Linked DNA regions of Homo sapiens: region 2 is linked to region 1. A link is a loop called in an ENCODE intact Hi-C map of the cell type or tissue named here. Cell type or tissue: B cell. All regions are shown on one strand. Each heading gives the region's core, and the rest is flanking DNA. Links, peaks and the distances in the headings are about the cores only. Region 1 holds the start of LOC124904096 (a long non-coding RNA gene). Region 2 overlaps TBCD (tubulin folding cofactor D).

Region 1 (8,545 bases), core at 436-8,435:
ACCCTCTAAGGTTACTGTTGTTCAGTCCACTTCAACAGCTCCGCTCAGGCAGTCAGACCGGCTGACAGCAGGAGACGCAGGCACTCCCGGCTCCCTCTCCCGGCAGTACTCAGCAATTTGGACACAGACCACAGGGCTGCAGCAGGCAAAGCTGGCCTCACTTCAGCCTGGCCCACTTCAACGAAGCTGGCTCCTGCCATGAGAAGTCAAAATGGTTGCTGTTGCGTGTATATTTTACTGAACCTCACAGAAAATACAGCAACGCCTGAGAAACGCTGTTTTTAACTAAACACAGACTCCCAAGTTAATTCGACCAATCAACTATATATGGACTTACAACAAATTTAACACTGTCCTGATTTGGACATTTATTAAAACGGCTCTATTTTCTCATTCTCAGAACAAAACTGGCTCATCGAGAAATAAATACAAACAGGTTTAATGATGCTAGTTAAATATAAATATAAAAGCTCCTTCCTAAAGGACTACTCCAACAGGACACCCAACGTCCCACGTGGGCCTCTCAGTTTCCCTTCGCAGGAACACCCTGAGTGAGTCACCACGTTCATCTACCATCCCCGGGAACCTGGAGAGAGACACTGCGAGGCCGCGAGAAGGGCCGGCCTGTCTGCGCTGAAACGTGCCCTAGGTGTCCTCGCCCGTTTGCTTTCGCTGGAGAAGTTTATGTGATACTTCACCAGGATTTCCCAACACAGAGAAATGGTCTGTGTCAAACAGAAAGGGATTCTCTTTCCTGTCCGAGTCAAGGGGAAGTGCACGCCTCGACTTGTCCCAAGCTCCAGGCACCTCATTTTCGGCAGGTACAGCAAAGTGCAGACCTCACCCCAGCTCAAGTTTTCTTATTTATATAATATTTTATAGCAATAAAAAGCCAAATACACTGTTTTTACCTTAAGAAACAATAATTCTGTGTCATTTGAAAGTCAGACATTTAAAAAATATCAGACTAGTAATTTGTTATTTAGCCATCCTGTTTTTTGAAAGTTGCAAATCATATCGGACCTGCCTATGGCTGAATTTTCCTAACCCCCAAGAACCAAAGCTCACACTAATCAACACAGTGGTAAAACACGAGAATTTTTTAAGTGCTTTCGAGTCACACCTGAGCTGACGTGGAGGCAGGATTTGCCGGGTTTCACAGGGTTAGGACTCTGCTCGGTAATGGCCACTTAACTTTTCTTGAAAAACACGTGTTGTCTTCCCCTGGAAGCTGTGCCACTGAGCAACACCGGTGAGGGAGAACAAGACGTAGCTCTGAGCAATGCCTGCCATTTCCTGATTTTCCAGGACAATCCTGCCCCCGAGGAAGAGATCTCGGATCTGCAGGCCTCGGCGGATCCTCCCTGGGCCGCGCCGCTCAGCAGGTTTGCTCGAGGTGGAGGCCGAAAGTCAGAGGCTGCCCCCTGGCAGGGGAGGGCCCCGTGGCTGCCTGGGCGGAGCTGATGTCAACATGAGCTGCTTACAAAAGAGTTTCAGGTGAGGAAATCACTGGACACACAATGGCAGCAGCAGCAGCGTAGGGCTCGGCTTTCTTTTCCTTCTTGCAAATTAGACTGTGATTACTGGTTAGGAGGGATTTTGCAGATAACACATAACCACTCTGTCCCACTTTAACTTCGCACTGTCACTGCCCCTAAATTGCACTTGGCTTCTCAGGGAAATCCATTCACTACTCCAACAATTATCCCACCTCTTAAGCTACCCGTGTGCGACACTGAGGAAATCAGGTTTTCAAAACCAATGCTACCTTCAACACATGGTAAAAGTTACCTACGAAGCTCCTTCTGGTATTTATAAAACAGGAACAGTATAAATTCACACCATGAGGCAAAAGAACAGTTAATCCAAGTTTCTTTAGCAAAAAGCTAGGAACCAATTAGAAAAAGTGAGCCACTAAACCCCCGAACTGACTCTCAGAAGAGCCAGGCACCTGAAGAGTGAGGAGCGGCTGCTGCCACCGCCCAGCTCGATCAGGCATTTCCATTTCCCTGCGAAAATTCCACTCTGATGCTCTGATCCCAAGCACCCACTGTTACAGGACCCACCGAAGAACTTGTGAAAGTTAGAGAAATCAAGATTGTATCACGTTCCCAAATTGACGGGCATAAAAGCTGGTAATTAAAATGTGGTCACCTATGACAAACCAAGGGAGGGAGATCTGGAAGGGCACACCCCAACCGATACCCGGGTGCGCAGGGCTCCTGGGCAGGGAGGCTCGCACCAGCAGCATCCCACACGCTCACCTGGTGCAGCCTGACTCACAGCCCGCCCGGCCGGATGCCTGGAGTCTGCGTGGGCCAAGGAGGGATGGGGCCCAGGTTCTCTAAGAACCCGTTGGACAAGCCTGACACCCAGGCCGGCGGGCACGGCTCCAAGGGCACCCTTGGGTCTGCGGCCGGGATGGCACAGGTAAAGGGGCGAGGGGCACAACGCCAGCTCCAGGCTGAGGCGTCAGAAGCCTGTGAGCTGCGAGCCCTGAGGCCCCAGCAGCTGCTGGCTCGGTGTGCGCAAGGGAACCCGGGAGCCATGGTGGAGACGCACCCAGGACCTCCAAAAACCAAAGCCCCACGAGATCAAAGCCAAGTGGGACCCAGGCCAACGCTGGCCCCGCCACATGCCGGGGAGGCCCTGGCTGTGCAGTCCAGGCTACTCCAGAAACTCACATCCTTCTTCAAGCCTGCAGCCCACAGTGCGTCCTACAGTCCTTCAGGCCTGAGAAACTCAGGAGTCCCAGGACCCCCTTGCACGCCCACCCAACATGCCCCAGACAGAAGTCACACTCACCCCAACCCCACCTCCCACCGTGGGACCCACACACACACAACCCCCAGGGAGCACCCCACAGCATGATGGGCTCAACCCCACACCCAGCTGGGCAGACCACGACCATGCCCGTGCCGGTCCACACGTGGCAGCTGCTCCAAAAGAGGAGCCCCAGTCAGGACCCTCACGGGGCCAACAGGAGGCTGTGCAGGGGCGGCTCAAGGGGCTTCAAAGTGAGAAAGATGACCCTGGAGCAAGAGGGTCCCCTGTGGAAACTGCACAAAAGAACAGGAGTCCAGCCCTGAAGGTTCATGCCTGAGAATGTGCGAACAGATCACTGAGTGGCCCCAGCCTCTGTGAATCAGGCCTAAGAATAAGCGAGCAGGCCACCGAGCGGCGCCAACCTCCATGAAGCACGGGGCCCGCCTGCACCAGGACCTACCGACCGGCCGGCCCCCAGCCCTCCACACCCAGACCAAGGCCAGGCTCCCCGCGCATCGGCAGGTTTTTATAGGTATTTTACTCTGGAACGATGACATCTAACGTTGCCAAAGGCAGAAGTTATGTATCTGCCTGTCCAGGACCTTAGGTAAGAACTTTCTTGCTCGTGACTTTTCTCTCCGGCCCCAGCTGAGCTGCCAGCCCCGTCCAGTAGCGGGGACTTGATTTGTTCGGACAGTTGCACCTGCATTTCTCCAAAGTCGGCACCTGATCTGGAGACTCTCATTACAGTCACCCTCCAGTGGGATCAGCTTTCCCCCAAAACAGAGAACCCATGAGTGATGGCCCATACACGACCCTGGGTTCCGTGCCCACCTAGACACCCTCCCAGGTGAGTGGAGGTTTCGTCTCACCCCCATGTCCTGTGCCAGCCCTCAACCCTGGCCCGACTCCTCCTGTGACACTGGACCAGGGAGTCCTCCCCAGGATGAAGGGCAGGCCCAGGTTTCAGTGATGTTGACAGCTCTTAGACAAAATATGAGGCTGAAAAGGAAATCCGTGAGGATTTTCACCATGAAAGGGGAACCACCATCTGAGGGGCCAGATGCAGCTGCAGCCGTCACACGTCTGCATTCAGGGTCTTTCCACGGCCTCACAGCAGGTGGTGAGGAGCTTCTCAGCCACGAGGCAGCGCTGAGCCCCGGGCCAGGGCCTGGGAGCTGCTGCCCAGACGGGCCTGGCTCAGAAGCCGTCGGCCACGAGGTGCCGGGCCTGGCTCAGAAGCCGTCGGCCACGAGGTGCCGGGCCTGGCTCAGAAGCCGTCGGCCACGAGGTGCCGGGCCTGGCTCAGAAGCCGTCGGCCACCAGGTGATGGGCCTGGCTCAGAAGCCTTCGGCCACCAGGTGATGGGCCTGGCTGGGAAGCCGTCAGCACAAGGTGCTGGACAGGTGTCTTCAGTGCTGTCCTGACTTCCTCAGTGAAACCAGAATGACGGTGGCCCCTGCCCACCTCTCAGGGTTGCTAAGGAAACTGAATGAGATATCAACGTAAGGAAGTTTTCTCGTTCTGTGACTATTCCTATCAACAATAAGAAAGATACATTTTTTTGCTTTCACTTCCTAGTTACAGGATCAACTTCCTAGAAGTGCAGGAGCAGCACAAGGAAGTAACAGGAAGAGCCTTTCCTGAGGCTGATCACACACAAGAGCTCCCGCACACAGACAGCAGCGCTGCAGGCTGGCACAGGCACGCGGCAGGGCCTCAGGAGCTCGGCAGGGGCCTAAAGCCGGACCTCTCCGTCTTCTCTGCTCCACTCTGCAAGGCACTGCTCCCTGAAGACCACCAGCAGCCAAGCCCCTGCCCAGCAGCGCTGCCAGAGTGGCCACTGGGGAGAGCAGCAGACAGAGGCCACAGCCGCTCTCAGCCACCCCAGACCTCCCTGGCCTCAGGTAAGCCACACTCTCCATAACACGTTGGCCAGCACCAGCACCCTCCAGCCGCGCTGTTCTCCTCCGAAGAGGAGCAGGACAAGAGGGACGTGCGTGTTCACAGCTGCCTCGGGAAACACACGGTCTCCCTGGATAGGAGGAGGACCCTCGGCTCCTCTCAGGCTTCGCTCTGATGCAAGAATCTAGACTATGAGACGCTGGCCACGTGCTGCACACCCAGGGAAGTAACCGGGTTGAGGTCCCTCTCCGGACGCTACTGAGTATTTGGTAAGATGGAACAGCAGTGGGCAGGAACAAGAGAAAAGCGCCTGTCACCGAGACCCTTCGGAGCCTACACCAGCGTGTGCCTCACAACGAGCTGCTTACCAGCGTGTGCCTCACAACGAGCTGCTTGTCGGACACAGGCAGTGGCGCTTACACCCGGGTGCGTGAGGGAACCCAGGAGCCACAGTGGAGGCGCACCCAGGACGTCCAAAAGACGAAGCCCCACGAGATCAAAGCCAAGCGGGCCCCAGGCCAACGCTGGCCCCGCCACATGCCGGGGAGGCCCTGCTGGTGCTCGCGGGGCGTGCGGGGCAGAGGGGACCCAGCACAGTAGCCTGAGCCTGCCACCAGGGGCATCTGCCACCGGCGCCCCGCCCCGCCCAGACCAAAAGGAGCAGTGCACTTCCAGGTGGAAGCTTCAGACGCTGCATCCCATGACCCCTTCAGGCGTCTTGTAGTGAGCAGGGGACGCTCGGCTCCTGAACAGCTGCAGGAGGAGCTTCTAAGACTTGGGCATAATTCTGAAGTCAGTTTCCCTAGTTCATTTTCCTAGTAAAAGTTGTCAGGTGAAGTGCGGGTGTGAAACCTTGTGATGATTCAGCCGTGGGCTCACACACCCATGACGGACAGTGACACTGAGTCGCCTTCCTCGGTGTCCCGCCTCCAGCTCCTTCATGCACAACAAGAAAGGAAGCACCTGCCTTCTTCAGCACAAAAGAACTCATTTCAGTCCAAAAGCAGTGTACAAAACCAGCGCACACGGTTGAATTGAATTGAATCGTTTCCTGCGCTGGGGACACATGTTTTGCATGTTTCCTAAGCAAAAAGTATCAGATCCTGAAAGTCCCTGGCACAGGACACCACTACGGGGCTCAGCTGGGTGCGCGCACTGGACACCGAGGCAGGAGCCCCGCCCGCCACAGGCCGCACAGCTTCTGGGGTTCTGGTGATCCCATGAAACCTGCTGGCTTCAGTTTTCTCATCAGGAAGCCAGAGGGAAAAAGTGTCTCCCTACCTCCCAGAGGTTCTGAAGTGTTCACTTACATCTCAGAGGAGCTGACATCAGGCATGCCAGCGAAGGCTATTGCTACTGAACATTCTCTCAAGTGCTGGTCCACAAAAACACAAAATCCAGCTCCTCAACAAAAACAAACACCATCTGAAGACTGCCATGTCCAACATGCCTGCTGTATTCCAGAGGAACTTGAAAGGAGATAGAGACAGAATTCGCCTCTCGCCAAGACCCACGACCGCAGGGAGCACGCACAGGCGATTCCCGTGCCCCACTTGCTTCCTCCCACGCCACCCAGCGTGCCGATCACCTGCGCCCAAGAATCTGCTGCCTGCAGGGTGACCAAGACCTCCGGAATGTTCCTCCACACACTTCTGCTCTGGTTGTCGATCACCTGCGCCCAAGAATCCACTGCCTGCAGGGTGGCCAAGACCTCCAGAATGTTCCTCCACACACTTCTGCTCTGGTTGCTCACCCACAGAAAAGGAGCTTGACCTCCAAGCGGTGGCTTTGTCACAGATCCTCTGGCCAAGTAATTTCACCTTTTCACGAGCATCTGCTGTGCACACCTCTCATGGAGGAAACGACACACGGCGCCGTCAGGGGGCACGGCGCATCCGATGTACCTCGACGAATGGGCCTACCTCGAGATTGCAGTCACAAAGGGCTTCAGCTCCTGAGGCTCATAGGCACGCGCGAAGGCCCAGCACACGTAGCAGGCGGCGTCCCTGACGTTGGTGCCCACGCTGCAGGCACCCCGCTTCTCGTCGTAGGTCAGCGCCTTCAGGATCACGGCGACAACTGGGCAAGGACAAGAGAAAAGACGGTGAGGAGCAGACCACACGGGCAACACGTGAGGCTTCAGAGAAGTGGGGCTCAGGGCCGGAGCGCGGTCACGGTGCCAGATGAGTGAGGCACGCAAGCGACACGGAGCCCACCCAGAGGTTCGGGGCTCCTGTTAGACCCACGGCCTGGTCAGAAAACAAACCTACGAAAGGAAGATGCATGCTCACCAACTCAGATCCAGTGAAAGGATTTTTTTCAAGTGCCATGAAGCAAAAGCTCCTTCAGAATAGCACATGATACCACCCAGGGGTCTGCCGAGTCTGAGGAGACTCAAGGAAACGCAGCTCCTGCCAGGCAGGGAGGAAGAGGAGCCCCTGGTTCAGGGGAGGGAGAGGCGCCCCTGGTTCAGGGGAGGGAGAGACGCAGATGCCAGGCAGTGCCTGGAATTGTACTGTCGTGGACACGCAAAGGCAGAGCGTCCCAGGGGATGCCTGGCTCTGCCCAGAGCAGGTCTGGGGTGAACCAGGATGAAAATGCAAAGCCGGCCACGGCTCCTACAGTGCTGACTTCAAGAATAACCCATGCAGGGCTCCTATGCAAAACAGCCACGCAGAGAAATCCGAGGTAGGTGTGGATTATCCTTCCAGCTCCATTCAAAAGTGGGTTAATGGGTAATCTGACATCACACAAGTGTGATTTCATTTATTTCTTATTTTTTTGAGACAGGGTCTGGCTCTGTCTCCCAGGCTGGAGTGCAGTGCCACAATCTTGGCTCACTGCACCTTCCACCTCCCAGGCTCAAGCGATCCTCCCTCCTCAGCCTCCTAAGTAGCTGAGACTACAAGCATGCCACCATCACACCCAGCTACTTTTTAAATTTTTTGTAGAGATGGCATCCCACGTTACCCAGGCTACCCGATTTTTTACATAGACATGAGAGGATTTTAGGACGTGGTGTAAGTATATGGGGATGTTCCAAGAAGCTAAAGTTTTACTGTATTTGTTCGATTTATTAGGTTCATGTATTTCAAGTGCTTTGGAATAAATACTTGAGATCAACTGCTGAACAAAGAAAACGGAACACAGCTATGAAGCCAGCAATGGAGACCCACGGAGCCAGGGGGAGCACCCAAGCCTCCAACCCAGCTCAGCCTCCCCAGATAAGCACTCCTCCCCAGGTGGCCCTCACGCTGAAGCACCCACACACCAAGGCCTCATTCAGGGCTCTGCACACGACCCGCTCCACGCACACGCCAGGGTCTCGTTCGGGGCTCTGCACACGACCCGCTCCACGCACACGCCAGGGTCTCGTTCGGGGCTCTGCACACGACCCGCTCCACGCACACGCCGTCTGTACACTTCACACCCACCAATCAAGTTCACTAACACTACACACAGTCTGAGAAAAGGCACTCCCGGGATGGATACATGAGAGGCCGGTTATCTGCACATGCAACTGTCATCAGATACATTATCTCCCAGAAAAATGCACCTAGAAATGGTCTTAGGCAAAACACCATAAGCAACAACTGTAGGACTACGAATATTATATGCAAATTTCCCCTCTGACTTTTTGCATCTAAGGATCTTTTATTCTCTATAAACAGCAATAAAAATGGATGTTTCTGCACAGTGTATTTTATATACATATGGTGATTACTTTTAATAAGATTATTACGTTTATACACTTACTAAAACTACATAAAAATGAACTTTCCTCAAAATAGAAAGTTCAAAGATACCGTGGTATCAAGAATGTGAAATTCGCCAGAGTGAGGGGCTAGGGAAACTGCCTCCTCTCAGCCCAGCC
Region 2 (8,515 bases), core at 516-8,515, 53 kb after region 1:
CTGAAAAAAAATAAAGGATCCTTGAATTCACATGTAAGAGAAGATGCCGACAACGCCCTTTCTAAACAGTCTTAACGGGGGCCCACTGCCGTCTGCCCCCACCAGTGTTAACGTTCAGCCAAAATGCCACGTTCTACAGGGAGGGAGGGAGGGAGAGCAGGGCGGAGTGCAACACGAAACACACACGTTCACACAAGGAAAAAAACACCATTAACACAAAAAAAGAACAATCGGTCCACGTACAAAGTCAAAGATGTCTCATGCTTTGCATTTTCCTGAAAACCTGAAAGCTTAAAAGCCTACCAAGATTAAACAAGCCAACAAAAACAGGCGGGGAACTGGACACTGGGGCCATGTCAGGACGTGCTCAGACCCAACCTCTCCCAGGGCCCCTTGATCACCTGGGAACTGAGGTACACAGGCCTGCAGGGGGCAGCAGGGTCAGGCCAGGCCACAGCCAGGGCTGGACAGACAGCAGGGCCCCCCACAAGAGCCTGAGCCAGCCTCGGCACTGAGCCCCAACGGCTCTACCAGGGAGGGAATGCCCTGTCCCTAGACCTCAGCTGGAGCTGCTCTCCTGGAATTTACCATCCACCTCAGTGCTCCAGAGCCTGTGAGGAAACTCTGGTCCTCCACCCCTTCCCCCTCTCAGAATCGGACTCCTCTCCTATAAAATATCCCTTCTGAAGGAGCCTCTGCGGGTTTCCATGTCGGCTGCTTCCTCCCCTTTTCTCCACCTCCCCATGCCAGTGAGCCTGGGAACCCGGTTCAAGCTTTTCCACCCATTCACCTTCCTCATCTCTCACTCCCTCCTGTGTGAACTCATCAATCCATAACTTTGTAGACCATTACTATGTGGAAGGCTCCAACATGTCACTCACTGACCTTACTATCTCACTCTCTTTCACTGAATAGAACAGCAAAGTCGTTGAGTTCAGAATCCTACATGCAGCGTATTTCCTTTTCTCTTTCTTCACAGCTCTGGTCTCACTCCGAACACTGTGGTGGCTCCCGAATGGCCTCACTCTCCCTCGCTCTTCCTTTCCACTGCACCCCCGTGTATTCCCCAGTATCTGACTTTATGTTGAATAATTTCCAAACCCCTCACTGTGTTCCTGAAGCCCCTCTAGGATCTGGCCCCCAGGCGCTTTTCTGTGCCCACTCTTCTGCTCTTTCCGCTGTCCCAGCTCGTGCGAGCCTTCGTTCCTCTTTGAGATGCTGCGGTCAGGAGTCCATCCTGCTCGGCTCCTTCACGGTAGAAGCTCTCAGCGTAAATGTCGCCCCAGGAGGTCTTCCCCAAGTCTTATTCAAGTCACTGGTTGGCCCCATCACTGAGGATCTCACCGCCCTTTTGTATTTTCTTAACGACTTTATCCATTCTCTGAAATTGCTCCCTTCGTTTCCTTGTTTAATGTCTGAATCTCCCTCCAAACCCTGTCCCCTTCACCGTCACAGAAACGCTGTGTCCTCACCTCAACTGCCAAGAGCAGTGGGCGCCAATCGCACTTGTCATAGGAAGTACGTGCAGAGTTTTCGTCATCCAGAGAGAAAAACATGACAGTTTCTTTTGGAAGCCAGAAAACACAGTCCACAGGTGGGAATTAATCTACTGAATGGTGCTTTTAACAAGACCCCAAGGCAGCTGCAGCAACATCGTCGTAAGACGCTGCTTGTACGTCTTCGATGAACACTGAGAGCGTGTGCTCCAATGCAACTCTGTACATTTTTCAAAATTTATAACATTTATATAAACTTATAAAAATTTAATGTTTATTAAAATTTTTTCGAAATTTATAAAATGTATTATACATTTAAAAATTTTCTCAAAACATCACCTTAGATAAGAGTTAGGCAGTCTGTATTTCCGACATGCAGGGCTTACTACCTGATGCAGGTTCACAGGGACCTTGAGCCTCCTAGCAGTAAAACAAACATGCTCTCCAACCTTCAGAAAGTTGCAGGAAGGTTAGAATGGGCTTCTCTGTGGCTTTGGGACACCAGACCATTACACTTTATAAGACATGGGGTGACAGACTGCACCTTCTGGGGGAAGGGGTAGGCCTCCTTGAGAGGGGGCAGTGAAGGACCCCAGCCTGAAGATTGCATAGGGAGCTTCCTAAGTTTGAGGGAAGGCAGGAGAAAAGCTTTGTAGATGCTAATTTAACAGAGACCTGCTTTAGCCACACAGTGGGTATAAACAGACCTATGTCACCAACACAGCCCTCAAATCTGTTATTTGGGAAACACATATGCAAAGATTTCTTCCTTTTTAGGCTTTAAAGCAAAGGTTAAGTGCTGGGAAGCAAGTGTGAGCCACTGTGCTCAGTCTTAGACAAAAATATGCTCACAGATCTCAAGAAAACTGTGGACAAAGAACTAAAGGAGACCAAAAGAACAACATTTAAACTAACATGGAATGTTGATAAAGAGACAGAAATTATAAAAACAGGCTGGGCACAGCAGCTCACTCCTATAATCCCAAGGCAGGCCAAGGCAGGAAGATCACTTGAGTCCAAGAATTTGAAAGCAGTCTGGACAATAAAGTGAGATCCTGTTTCTACAATTTTTTTTTCCAGTGCAGCAGGCCTGTGGTCTCAGCTACTCAGGAGGCTGAGGCGGGAGAGCTGCTTGGGCCTGGGAGGTTGAGGCTGCAGTAAGCCGTGATACCACCACTGCACTCCAGCCTGGGCGACAGAGCAAGACCCTGTCTCAAAAAGAAATTATTAAAAGAGAAACTAAAGAGAAATTCTGGAACTGAGGACTCAACAGCTGAAATGAGTGCAGAACCTAAGAGACTCATAGGGCACCATCAAGCTTACCAACATGTATATTAACACAACAAGAGGACTCAACAGCTGAAATGAGCACAGAACCTAAGAGACTCATAGGGCACCATCAAGCTTACCAACATGTGTATTAACATAACAAGAGGACTCAAGAGCTGAAATGAGGGCAGAACCTAAGAAACTCATAGGGCACCATCAAGCGTACCAACATGTGTATTAACATAACAAGAAGACTCAAGAGCTGAAATGAGTGCAAAACCTAAGAGACTCATAGGGTACCACCAAGAGTACCAACATGTGTATTAACATAACAAGAGTCCCACAAGGAGAGGAGAGGGGCAGCAAAAATACCTGAAGAAACAATGACTGAAAACTACCCGAGTTTGATGAAAGACATGAATCTACACATCCAAGCTCAGAAAAACACCAAGTGCTAGTTATTATTACCCAAATCAATATGCACAATTCTCAATCAATAAGGATAGCAAGGGAAATAGGGTTCATACAAAATGTCCAAAGAGATCAGAACACTTGACATTTTTCAAAAAGCAAAATACTGATGAAAACCACAAAATGCATAATAAGGAGCACATGTATACATTTTATCAAAATAGTACAGTTGGCTGGGCGCAGTGCCTCACGCCTGTAATCCCAGCACTTTGGGAAGCCAAGGCAGGCAGATCACTTGAGGTCAGGAGTTCGAGACCAGCCTGGCCAACATGGAGAAATCTGGTCTCTACTAAAAATAAAAAAATTGGCTGGGCATGGTGGCGGGCGCCTGACTCCCAGCTACTCGGGAGGCTGAGTCATGAGAATCACTTGAACCTGGGAGATGGAGCTGGCAGTGAGCCAAGAGGGCGCCACTGCACTCCAGCCTGGGCAACAGAGCAAGACTCTGTCTCAAAAAAAGAAAAAAAAAAAAAAGGTAAACTTAAACCAATACATCCCCCCACCTGTGCTTCTTGTATCCAACAAAGGAAACCGTAAGGGTTCACAAACATTGTAGGAGCTTACTCATGGTGAGGAGTGCCCACCTCCTCCTGCCACAACAACAGAGGTGTTCAAAGAGGAGCCACAAAAAAGGTGAAAGGACCTACGCCAGGACCACTCAAGAAAAGTCCTGGAATTTGAATCACCTAAAATAAAGACCAAGTAGCCCTTTAACAGTAGTCCTCAAACAGAGGTGATGATGCAAAGAGAAAAAGAACATGGCCCACTGTCCACAGGCCGAGGCAGGAGGATCGCGTGAGTGCAGCACTGCGATCATGGCTCACTGCAGCCTCAACCTCCTGGACTCAAGCAATTCTCCCACCTCAACCTCCTGAGTAGCTGGGACTGCACCCAACTACCTTTTTAAAACAATTTTTGTAGAAACAGGATCTCATTTTGTTGCGCAGGCTACTTTCGAATTTCTTTAAAAAATTAGCTGGGCGTGGTGGTGTGCACAGAGTCAGAGACCAAGAAATAGGCTTACAGCACAACAGATGGAGATTCTGTGTGTGTGTGCACTGTATGTGTGGAGAGGAATCAGCAGGATTCCCTAAAAAGTAACCCAAAGAAAATGCGATGCTTTTTTCCTGAGTCCAGCAGGCAGAGTCCCCCTATTCAGAGGACTAAGGGCAGAAAGACCCAGGGTGCCTTCCAGGCAAACATCGCATCACTGCCTGCCCACCTGACTTCCCTAGTTTTACTTCTTCCTCCTTTAGCATGCACCAATGAAGCTCCACATTTCCTCTAAGACAAACAAAAGCTTTAGTCATCAAACATGCTCATCTATATTGTGTCTTTCTACGACATTTATTTGCCAAGCATTTGTTTTCGCGCTTTTTTTTCTTTTTTTTGAGACAGGATCTTGCTCTGTCACCCAGGCTGGAGTGCAGTGGTGCGATCTCGGTTCACTGCAACCTCTGCCTCCTGGGTTCACGCGATTCTTCTGCCTCAGCCTCCCGAGTAGCTGGGATTACAGACATGCACCACCACATCCTTGTATTTTTAGCAGAGACGGGGTTTCACCATGTTGGCCAGGCTGGTCTCGAACTCCTGGCCTCAGGTGATCCCCCCGCCTTGGCCTCCCAAAGTGCTGGGATTATAGGCATGAGCCGCCGTGCCCAGCCTGTTTTCACTTTTCAAACCAAACTGACAGAGAACCACAGTAACTCTCCAAGGAGACAAGGAGGTGCAGGGACAGCTCAGCCGTGTGACATGGAGGAGGCCGAAGGGCTGAGCATGAGCTGTGACACCAGAAAGACTTCCTGGCTCCCACAGCTGCAGTGTTTGTGTGTGTGTGTTTGTTTGTTCAGAGAGGGTGTCTCACTATGATGTCCAGGCTGGTATCAAATTCCTAGGCTCAAGTGATCCTCCTGCCTTGGCCTCCCAAGAGGCTAGGATTAAAGGCACCGCCACCACACGTGGCTCCCAACTATAGCTTTATATAAACAAGACGGCTCTCAGAGGAATGGTGTGAGGTCTAAAACAAAAACATAAAAAGCATGCTGCAAATGCTCATCAAATGTCAGCCCTGTCACCTCCTGAGTCAGCCCCAAGATGGGATCTCTTTCACCCCTGCCTGAAAGAACCCTTGCCCTGTGCAGAGACAGCACAGCTTCTCCATGTCCCACCAGGAACAGAATGGGGGCTGCAAAGAGGGTTCAGCTCACATGGAGGGCACCGCCAGGCAGAAGGGGCCAACCAACCATGCGAAGGTCATGGGCCAGTGTATTCCACATCACGTGTCAGTTTCTGAACCATAGCTTTACCCTTTTCGTTTATGATGCCAACACCCATATCCTCTCGCCCCAGCTGCCTGGGGTCAGTGCATGTTGCCATAAGACATGACAGAGCACACACACAAGCCAGTAGAGTCTCTTGTCTCCTTTGAGTGAACCTGGAGCTGGCTCCCCACAGGCAGGGACTTCATTCCATCCCAGCTACACATTCACACACACACCCTCACACACATCTAGTGTCACAAATAAACATTACGAGTCACTTACTTCGGATGGAACAAAACGTTAAATGAAACCACAACTTCATGGTTCTGGGGTCAGCAATGATTTCTTAGCTATGACACCAGAAACACAAGAAAGAAAAAGACTGATGAGCTGGACTTAATTAAAATTTAAAACCTGGGTCAAATATCACCATCAAAGAAATTGAAAACACACCAGGTACAGCCTACAATCCCAGCACTTTGGGAGGCTGAGGCAGGAGGATCACTGGAGGCCAGAAGTTCAAGACGAGCCTGGGCCACATAGTGAGACCCCCATCTCTACAAAAAACTTTTTTAATTAGCCAGGCATGAAGGCCAGGTGCAGTAGCTCACGCCTATAATCCTAGCACTTTGGGAGGCTGAAGCGGGGGGATCGCTTGAGCTCAGGAGTTCGAGACCAGCCCGGACAACATGGGAAAACCCCATCTCTATAAAAAATACAAAAATTAGCTGGGCATGGTGGCACATACCTGTAGCCCCAGCTACTTAGGGGACTGAGGTAGGCAGACCGCCTGAGCCTGAGAGGTGGAGGCTGCAGTGAGCTGAGATCACGCCACTGCACTCCGGCCTGGGCGATGGGAATGAGATCCTGTCTCAAAAAAAGAAAAAAAAGTTGCCAGGCATGGTGGTGCACCCCTGTAGTCCCAACTACTTGGGAAGCTAAGGTGGGAATATGGCTTGAGCCCAGGAGATCAAGGTGGCAACGAGCTGTGATGGGGCCACTGCACTCTAGCCTGGGCAACGGAGCAAGACTCTGTCAATCAATCAATAGAAAGTGAAAAGGCAACCATGGAACGCAATAAAACATTTGCAAATCATATATCCAATAAGAGACTTATATCCAGAATACATAAAAAAACTCTTACTTACAACAACAATTAAAAAAATATTTTTTTAAATGAGTAAAGAACTTGAAAAGACATTTCTCCAAAGAAGACATACAAACGGGCAAACACAGAAAATGCTCAGTGTCATCAGTCACTGGGGAAAAGCAGATGAAAAGCAAAACAAGGTGGCGCTTCACACTCACTAGGACGGCTTTTTTTTTTTTTTTTTTTTTTAAAGAAGCAGGGGGCAAGTGTGGTGGCTCACGCCTGTATTCCCCACACTCTGGGAGGCCAAGGCGGGTGGACTGCTTCAGCTGAGGACTTCAAGACCAGCCTGGGCAATGTGGTGAAGCCCTGTCTCTAACAAAACTAAAAAAAAAAATTAATGTGGCATGGTGGTGGGCACCGGTGGTCCCAGCTACTCAGGAGGCTGAGGTGAGAGGATCGCCTGGTCCTGGGAGGCAGAGATTACAGTGAGCAGAGATTGCATCACCACACTCCAGCCTGGGCAACAAAGTGAAACCGCGTCCAAAAAAAAAAAGATAAAAGCAAGTGTTGGTGAGGATCAGAGAAGCAGAACCCTCACACACTACAGGCAGGAACTTGAAATGGTGCAATCATTTTGGAAAAAGTTTGGCAGGTTCTTAGAAAGTTAAACGTGGAGTTACCGTATGACCCAGCATTTCTACTAGGCCTACACCCAACATCCACTCAAAAACGTGTACACGATGTTCATGGCAGCATTAACCTAACAGTGAAAGGTGGAAACAACCCAGATGTACATCAGCTGATGAAAAGGATGGACAAAACGTGGCGTGTGGTGCATTTACACAGCAGGACAAGGCTCTGCCACAGGAAGGAAGGAGGCACTCCACAGGCTACGACACAGAGAAACTCAGCCGAAGAATTCGGACGCCAAAGATCACATGTCGTAGGTTCCACTGTTAGGAAATGTCTATAAAAGACAAATTCACAGAGACACTGGAGACATGGCTGCCAGGGCGGGGGTGCTGGGGAGAGTAAAGAGTGAGTTCTTAAACACAGGGTTCCTTTGGAGGCAATGAAAATGTTCGGAAATTAAATTATGGCAATAGTTGCGCAACTCTGTAAATATATAAAAACCACTTAACCGTACACTTAAATGAGTGCATTTTATGGCATGTAAATTAGATCGCAATAAAGAGGTCTAAACATTAAAGAAGTCTGGAAAAAAATAAGCAGAGACATTAAAAAAAAGAACTGCAGGCTCTAAAAGCTCTCCCCATACATCAAAATGCCAAGTGCAAAGCGGTCACTTCAGACGCCACCACAGCTCCACACTGGGAAGACGTGAGGCCACCACATCTCAGGTGTCTTTATTTTGGACAGAATCAAGTCTCTGTGGTGAGGCCCTCTCAGGATGGGCCCCCACTCTATCCTGTACAGACATCCTTTCCTTCCTGCCCTCAGAGGGCACTGCCAGCCACACCCAGGGACTCTCCCCACCAAACACAGACAGGGCTGCGTGTGGCCACGGCACAAGAGCTGGTCTGGGGCAGTGCCCCTGCATCTGCCATGCTGTGCCCTCTGTCCCCACCCCACTGCTGGCCACTGCAGAGCTCCCCTGGCCCTCCACCCCAGTTCCCACCCTGGTTTCACGCTGGCGTGAGCCTCATCTCCAGGGAGCACCACGTCACTCCAGGTGACCCAGGATGCTGCCAGGGGTACCTGGTTCTACAACTGAAGCAGGTGCCACTGCATGTGTCCTTAAGGGGCGACAATGTCCCTCAAGAATGAAAACCGGTTTTGGGGAGTAAGAAAATCAGACATTACAAGGATTCGTGGCCCTCCAAAACCAGCTACACAGGGTAATCTGTGGCATTAAAATTCCACAGCAGACAAAAGAGGCAATTAGGAAATTACAAAGGCCAATG

What was found. Hi-C counts contacts between places; a loop is a spot of excess contacts. Peaks named below come from ENCODE experiments on the same cell type or tissue, not always from the same donor. Only the 100,000 strongest peaks of a DNase experiment are listed, where the experiment ranks them.
Region 2: it touches region 1 in a loop (11-fold over the local background); 8 of 110 quality-filtered maps call a loop at or near these places.

The regions. Positions count from the first base shown.
Region 1 is chr17:82,868,429-82,876,973 of GRCh38, reverse strand. TBCD (tubulin folding cofactor D) reads right to left here. Exons shown (of 39, transcript NM_005993.5): 14 at 6,594-6,750. LOC124904096 (a long non-coding RNA gene) reads left to right here and starts at 4,348. Exons shown (of 2, transcript XR_007065971.1): 1 at 4,348-7,359; 2 at 7,752-8,372. RefSeq lists enhancers at 322-1,521, 5,437-5,486, 4,924-6,121 and a silencer at 5,157-5,316. In B cell, for the core only: a CTCF peak has its summit at 5,284; DNase peaks (open chromatin) are centred at 3,177, 3,863, 4,203 and 5,613; H3K4me3 peaks cover 708 bases; H3K27ac peaks cover 1,937 bases; H3K27me3 peaks cover 1,944 bases.
Region 2 is chr17:82,815,170-82,823,684 of GRCh38, reverse strand. All of the region lies in intron 13 of TBCD (tubulin folding cofactor D), which reads right to left. Among named protein-coding and RNA genes, the nearest start is that of ZNF750, 21 kb to the left of the region's middle. In B cell, for the core only: a CTCF peak has its summit at 578; DNase peaks (open chromatin) are centred at 4,464 and 5,294; H3K4me3 peaks cover 1,169 bases.